Linked DNA regions of Homo sapiens: all the other regions are linked to region 1. A link is an interaction called in ENCODE POLR2A ChIA-PET data of the cell type or tissue named here. Cell type or tissue: MCF 10A. All regions are shown on one strand.

What was found. ChIA-PET counts read pairs that join two places held together with the same protein. Peaks named below come from ENCODE experiments on the same cell type or tissue, not always from the same donor. Only the 100,000 strongest peaks of a DNase experiment are listed, where the experiment ranks them.
Region 2: POLR2A ChIA-PET joins it to region 1 with 46 read pairs; 5 of 35 experiments call an interaction of 5 or more read pairs at or near these places.
Region 3: POLR2A ChIA-PET joins it to region 1 with 17 read pairs; 9 of 35 experiments call an interaction of 5 or more read pairs at or near these places.

What each region holds. Positions count from the first base shown.
Region 1 is chr11:12,125,407-12,127,906 of GRCh38, reverse strand. The region is part of intron 1 of MICAL2 (microtubule associated monooxygenase, calponin and LIM domain containing 2); the gene reads right to left. Among named protein-coding and RNA genes, the nearest start is that of MICAL2, 16 kb to the right of the region's middle. In MCF 10A, no CTCF peak of the experiment used is centred here; DNase peaks (open chromatin) are centred at 1,096 and 1,946.
Region 2 is chr11:12,065,332-12,067,831 of GRCh38, reverse strand. No RefSeq gene overlaps it. Among named protein-coding and RNA genes, the nearest start is that of LINC02989, 20 kb to the left of the region's middle. RefSeq lists enhancers at 1,159-1,681, 697-1,896. In MCF 10A, no CTCF peak of the experiment used is centred here; DNase peaks (open chromatin) are centred at 711, 1,461 and 1,691.
Region 3 is chr11:12,178,278-12,180,777 of GRCh38, reverse strand. The region is part of intron 3 of MICAL2 (microtubule associated monooxygenase, calponin and LIM domain containing 2); the gene reads right to left. Among named protein-coding and RNA genes, the nearest start is that of MIR6124, 16 kb to the right of the region's middle. RefSeq lists an enhancer at 1,164-2,038. In MCF 10A, no CTCF peak of the experiment used is centred here; a DNase peak (open chromatin) is centred at 1,547.

The sequences.
Region 1 (2,500 bases):
ATTTACAGATGTGGAGCTTGCAGCACAGTGAGGAAAGTGTCAAATGAGTAGACTTTTTTAGTCTACAGTGGTCATCTCCTCCTGAATCTCTGCTCCCCTGTCTCAGCCGCCAATATCCTATCCCCTACAAAGCCACTAGGGAGATCTCCCCACACATGTCACTCCTCTGCTCAAGAGCACTCAAAGACTCCCTACTGCCTAGTCAAAGACCCCCAACAGGTCGAAGAGGATCAACTGTGGGCTCAAGATCCCAGTAGGATCTGGCCTTGCCTCCTTCCCTGTGCTCCCAAAGTCCCAGTGACAGGGTGAGTCAGTGAAACCTTCTCTAACCACTCTGTTTAAAATTACAGCCCTCCCCGAGCTGCTCCCCTCTCCATGCAGCACACACCATCTCCTTCCCTGCTTTGATTTTCTCCACCATACCTCTCATCACCTGGCCTCCCACGCATTTAGCTCACTTGTTTATTGTCCCTCTCCCCTTCTGGGAATGTGGCAAGGGATGTTATCTTGTTTTGTTTTTTTCCCTGCTGCAACCCAGCACTGAGAGCAGTGCCTGCCACAGAGTAAGAGCTCATAAATACCTGCTGAATGAATGAATGAGCAGACATGTAAAATGCCTAAGAAGAAAATGTCCCCATAGAGCAATGGTGAAAGAATGGCTCCAGGAGGCTGGAGGCTAGAGATGCCTAGACTGAAATGTCCTGGAGCTAGACCCTTTCTTGCCTATCTTCCTGAGATTTACAAGAGTTCCCTGTGAGACCCTGGGCCTTCATCCTCCCATCCCTGTTCTGAAGTTAAACACACTCCAACTCAATCTCTCTCTCATTAAAGCCTCTTTGCATCTGTCCTAAACTCACCTGCCTAGCCTCATTTCCCGCTGCCCACCTTCAAAGCAGGCAATTCCCCATTTCTCTTGGCCTCAACACCCACTAGAGATGCTCTCTTCTTACTCCCAACTTATCCATCTGCACTGCAACTACCCATCAGGATCCAGATCAAATGCTGCTGCTGCCGCCACCTCTGCTCCCTCCTCCAGGAAGCTTTCCAGGCCCTCCCTAGCCCACAGAAAACACTCCCCACACCCACCGCTGCCTCCTTCAGGCAGATGGACATTAGTCATGAACTACCTTGTGGTTTTTCTTCTATGATTGAGCTGAACTGTTGCGAAAATCTCCTGTTACTTAATTTTTTTTTTTTTTTTACACACATAAGCCTTGCTTTCCCAAGCCCACTGTAAATACTTTAGGAGGAGAAGTTGAGCCTTATGCATCTTGTCATCCCCACAGCACAGAGCCTAGGGCACATAGTAGGTGTTCAATAAATGCTTCTTAATTGCCCAGGGTAAATAAGTCACCTCCCCAATCAGGTCACTTCCTCAATTATAGGTACCTGGACTGGCCACTCCCAAGAGGCTGCATTTTTTCTTCAGAGCCAGCTGTGATCTCAGTTACCTGCAAACCTCACCATGGGCCTATGTTTTCAAAGGATGTTAGACCTATTCTAATCTCACTCCACTGAACTGGGCAGACGAGATGATTTGTAAAGCATCTCAGGTCTGGCAAAGCAAAGTACATACTTCTTCCAGGCAAACCCAGAGATTCAGAGCTTCCAATCTCCTTAAATACTGGAGTTCACAAGAGGAAAAAACCATGGTGTAAGTTTTAAGTGACTGACAGCAGAAAACCAACATGAGGCTCAGGTGCACGCTTTGAGCACCAGCTATCACTAAACCGAGATTACAGTTTACTGTAATGGTCCTAAAATCCCACATGACTTCTGAGGGAGAGGCCCTGTTTACTACAGACCCTCCATGTGCTGGCCTATGCCAGGCTCTGCAGGAGGGCCTCCCTGAGTCCCCTCTGCAAGGTAAGTGGGCTGGGACCAGCCAGCTTTACACCTGAGGAGCTGAGGCCCAGGTGGGTAGGAGGCTGCAGAGCCCTGACTCAAGCAGGTGAGTCACTCACTCCACATGGCCTCACCAGTTCACATTAGCCAATCAGGCATCCCAGATTATCTGTTATTTAAAGAAAAAAAAAACTGAATAAGAAATACTTGCACCGGATTCCAAAGTCAAAAGAATACAAAAGTATTCAGAAAAAGTTTCCCTCCTACTCCTGTCCCCATCTACCTACCACGTCCCCACTCTAAAACAGGTCACCACTATTATCAGTTGCTTGTGTCTGTTTCCGGACCGTGATTATGCATATATACACAAATATAAATATGTGTCCTTTTGTTTACATTAACTGATAGCAGACTAGACACACTTCTCTGCACCCAGGCTTTATCTTTTAAAGGACTAGACTTGGGACAGGGCAGAGAGATAGAGTGTCTCTACATAACAAAAAAAAGATGCCGGGCACGGTGGCTCACGCCTGTAATCCCAGCAATTTGAGAGGCCGAGGCGGGCAGATCACGAGGTCAGGAGATCAAGACTATCCTGGCTAACATGGTGAAACCCCGTCTGTACTAAAAATACAAAAAAATTAGCAGGGCATGG
Region 2 (2,500 bases), 60 kb after region 1:
GTGTGATGAGGCCACCACTAAGCTTAGGAGACCTGAGCAGGTACAGTGGTAAAACTGTGCATTCAATGAATGAATGAATATTTGGATACTGGAAGCAGGGCGTTCAGGACCTTACAGGCCAGCGCCTGAGGTCTAGCAATGTCTGGATGTACTGAGGTCTAGCAATGATTTGAATGCCAGAAGTAAAACTGACAAGACAGGCAAAGCTGTTGCTTTTAGAAAGCTCACATTCAAGCAGGAGAGATAAACAACACACACATACACACAAAAAAAAAGCCATGAAAAAACTAAAATGTATACATACACAGTAGAGATAGGGTTATGCAAAAAAAAAAAAAAAAAATTGAACAGGATTATGGGAGAGGGCATGCTTGTGTTTCCTTTGGATTGGGGAGTAGGAGTTAGCTTTTAGCTAGGAAGGTGGGAGGGGAGCATCAGGAGAGGACGGGAGAGAGTGACCTTTGAAATTCCTTCCTCTCTGAATCCACAGTCTCACAACATACCACTGCCCATTTGCTTACTAAGATCTGCAGAGGGACCCGTGCTGCAGTGAATACAGTTAAGGCAACTTTGCACTAAGCCCCCAGTGGGTGTTTGGATAGGGCCAGGCGTCCTGAGCATGGTAAAGTGGCAGCTTCCCCTTCCTCCCACCTGCCGCTCCCTGCACATTCTGCCTGCCTGGCAGGCTGGATTGTGTAACTGCTTGGGCTTGTGTTAAGAGCCTAGCTCAGCATGGAGCTTGTAAATCTTCTCTCACATCATGAAATGCCAGCAATTTCACAGCCAGGGATTCCTGTTCTCATAAAGTCCCCACACCAGCAGACTTACATCTAAAAGTGTCCTCTGGAATGACAGATTGATGTCAGAGCTGCCTGAAGCCAAACACCAGGGCAGGCAGCCTCGTGGCTCACTCGGAAGGAAGGGCTCCCCTGCAGCCCCTGGAATTGGATGTCATGATCGCCAGGCCTGGTTGGTGGGGCTCTGCCTGCAAAGGGATCGTAAAACACAGCTTCCTGAGGAGAAATGGAAATGATGGCCCCACACTGAGAACCAAGCACCTGGAACACATTTGTGTTCAACACTATTTGAGGGGATAAAAAGAAAAAAAAATGCTTCTAAACATATATGCAGTTGTAATCCATATGGGAAATACTCACTTTTGAGTGACTCTTACTTGGCTCCCATTAGAATGACCTGTGGAGCTTTTCAGAGATAAGCATACAGAGAACTGCGGTTCTCAGGAGATCCTGATTCAGGAGAATCTAGAATCTAGAAAGGGGCCCCTGCATCTGTGGAAAAAGTTCCACAGGTGAAGATTTACCACCCAATACGTAAGAACAACAAAAGATGAGTAACAAGAAGGACATCGTGGCAGCCTTCTAATACGGTCCCCAATGACCCCCACCTCCTGGTATTCAGAACTTGTGCAATCCCCTTCCCTGGAGAGTGAGCTGGACCTGGTGACTCACCTCTAAGCATTCAGCAGGGCACAAGATAAAGGGATGTCACTTCTATGAATAAGTTACAAAAAGGGGGTGGCCTGTTTGGGCACCTTCTTGCCTGCTCTTGTTTGCTTGCTCTCAGGAAAGCCAGTCGCCATGTTGTGAATTGCCCTGTGGGGAGACCCACATGGCAAGAAATTGATGCCTTCAGCCAACAGCCAGTGAAGACTTGAGGCCTGCCCACAGCCACATGGGCAAGCTTGGACATGCACCCTCTTCCAGCGGAGGCTTGAGACGATGGCTGCCCCAGGGGATACCTTGACTGCAGCCTTGTGAGTGATCCTGAGCCAAAGGCACCAAGAAGAGTGCTCCCAGATTCCCAATCCACAGAAGTTTTGAGATAATAAATGTGTTATTTTAAGCTGTTACATTTTGGGAATAATTTGTTATGCAGCAATAGGTAACCAATAAAGACGTGTAACAAAACATGAATTTTGGGGCAGGGGGATTATGAGTGATCTGTAACTTCTTCCTTTTGCTGATCAACATTTTCTTTTTCTTTCTTTCTTTTTTTTTTTTTTTTTTTGAGACAGGGTCTCAATCTGTCACTCAGGCTGGAGTGCCATAACATGCTCACAGCTCACTGCAGCCTTGATCTCCCAGGCTCAAGCAATCCTCCCACCTCAGCCTCCCAAGTAGCTGGGACTACAGGCATGCCCCAAGATACCTGGCTAATTTTATTTTTTTATTTTTTTAGGCGGAGAAGGAGTCTCACTCTGTTGCCCAGGCTGGAGTGCAGTGGCACCATCTCCGCTCACTGCAACCTCTGCCTCCCGGATTCAAGTGATTCTCCCATCTCAGCCTCACACACTCACACATAGCTGGGATTGCAGGTGCCCACCACCATGCCTGGCTAATTTTTGTATTTTTAGTAGAGACAGGGTTTCACTATGTTGCCCAGGTTGATCTTGAACTCTACCTGCCTCTGCCTTCCAAAGTGCTAGGATTCCAGGTGTGAGCTACTGTGCCCTGTTTATATTTTCTATTTGTTTTTAATG
Region 3 (2,500 bases), 53 kb before region 1:
GCAACTAAAGTCTAGGACTGTTGGTTTTGAACACTGTCACATTCTTCCGTTTATCCCCAGGAAATTCTAGGCAAGTCCCTTAACCCAGTGAAGCCTCAGTTTCCTCATCTGTAAAGTGGGGATAATAATCCCAGCCCTTATTACCCCACAGAGTTATTGTGCAAATCAAATGAGATACTCAATGCAAAATTCCTCTGTAAACAGAAAAGCTTTATACTATTGTGATGTTATTAAACCCTAACAAGGGATAAGTCATTCGGTATGAACAGGAGCTTCAGAATCAATGTGGGAGGCAAAAAATACAGAAGTTTCCTTCAGCACAAGAGATCATAAATCAGTGTCACCCACACCTGTGGCCGTGTGCAGCAGCACCAGAAGAAAGGCCAGTGGTATGCCCTTCATGGGAAACCTTCCTGCCAAAAAAAAAATATATACATATATACATGTATATAAACACTGCAAGAGTCTGGACCTCTTAAAACTCAGATTTACAATTCCTCACAAAGGCGTATAACCCTCATTCTCCCCTCCCTCAAGGTGTCTCTTCAAGGAGAAGAGACTTCAAGGAGATGGCAACCCACCACATCTGATGTCTGAAAAAGGCCAAGTAGACAATACAAGGTAGTCACGGTCTTTGCTAACCCCAAGGCCTCTAGTGGCCCTGAAAAAAGCATTTCTACTAGCACAGGGGAATGAACCCTGATTTCAGTGTGTTAGGGGATAAGGGGAAGGTGAAGATATGGGAGCAAGGAGTACAGAGTTACTTTCCCCAGAAATTTGGTGGAGAACAGAAGACGAAACAGAGCTGATAATATTGATTTTCATGAGAAGTCAGATGGCTGCTTAAAGGGAAGGGGCTGAAGAAACAGAGAAGGAGGTAAAGGATGGGAACAGCTGCTGTGGGAATTGATACAGACAGGAAACTGGCTAGATTTTCTGAAAAGGCTGTCCCAGCAGCACTGAGAGGCTCAGCATTAAGTTATCATAACTTGGTAACAACACCAACCAGCTGGGCTCTGCAGCTCTCTCTAACAGTGCCAGGCAGCCCTCGAGAGCAGGACGCAGAATTAGAGACACTAGAGTCTCTTTGGGTGGGGCCAGCCTGAAGTCAGGAGCACTGAGCAGCTGCTGAACACGATTGCAAAGGCACAATGTGGGCTCCCAGATGGGCAAAAGAAGGAAGCCCTTGGGAGGCAGGTGGATCGGGAGGACAGGCAGGCATTGGCTAAGGATGGGAAGGTGGATTTGCAGCAGGTCTCATGAGAATGACATGGTAAGAGAAGCAGCAGCTCCAAGTCATGGTTAGAGAGGAGCATTTCCAGTGGGAGTTTAGGTGGGACAGTTTTGGGCAGTGGAAAACTCCTAGGTGCGGCTCTGGGCTGGGCTGCTGGGGAGAAGGTGAGAGGTACGAGGAGGTGGAGGCTGCTGGAGCTGCAAAGGTGGAGGATCTCCAAGGACAGGATTTCAGCAGACTGAACACGGAAAGTGCCTACAGTGCTGGGCAGAGGCAGGTGGAGGAGAGGCTGAGAACTAGGGGAGGAGCCTGCCAAGAAGGCGGCCTGTGAGAAGGGAGTTGTGGGAAACAGGTTGGTGAGGCAGGAGCTGGGCTGATCAGACAGGTCACTGGGCCAGGCTGGAGCTGGAACTTTAATCCACAGGCAGTGGGAGTTTTGAATTTGGGCAGTCACAATCTGAGCCGTGCTTGGGAAGAGTGAGTCTGCAGGGGCCAGTACTGGACTGGAGGGGAGGAAAGGCCAAGAGAGCCCAGAGGCTGGCAGGTGTGATCACTTGGGTAAGAAATCAGCCAGTCCCTGAACCAAAGTGGGACAGTGGGGGCGAAGAGCAGGGGACAAGCATGAAGAGAACTGCAAAGGAAGGTGTGATTGCATGTGGGAGGAAGAAAGGAGATGGGCCTGGAGTCCCAGCTACTCGGGAGGCTGAGGCAGTAGAACTGCTTGAGCCCTGGAGGCAGAGGTTGCAGTGAGCTGTGATCATGCCACTGCACTCCAGCCTGGGCAACAGAGCGAGATACTGTCTCAAAAAAAAAAAAATAGTAATAATAATAATACCGTCTGATGAGAGACATTTACCATCTAGTTTCTCTTAAGGAGACCATCTAGTCTCCTGTTACTTGGAGGCTTCATTTAGGTAACACGAATCTTAGCTTCCACAACCCCTTTTTTCTTAACTCAAACATTTCTTTATGCCAACTTAAACTCTTCAGGCAAAGCTTAACTCTTTCAACCAATTGCCAATCAGAAAATCTTTGAATCCACCTATGTCCTGGAAGCCCCCATGCCTGCCCCCCACCCCCATACCTTACATGTATTGATTCATGTCTTTGCCTATAATTTCTGTCTCTCCAAAATGTACAAAACCAAGCTATAACCCAATTACTTTGGGCACATGTTCTCAGGACCTCCTGAGGCTGTGTCACGGGCCATGGTTACTCTTATTTAGCTCAGAATAAACCTCTTCAAACATTTTACAAAAGTTGGGG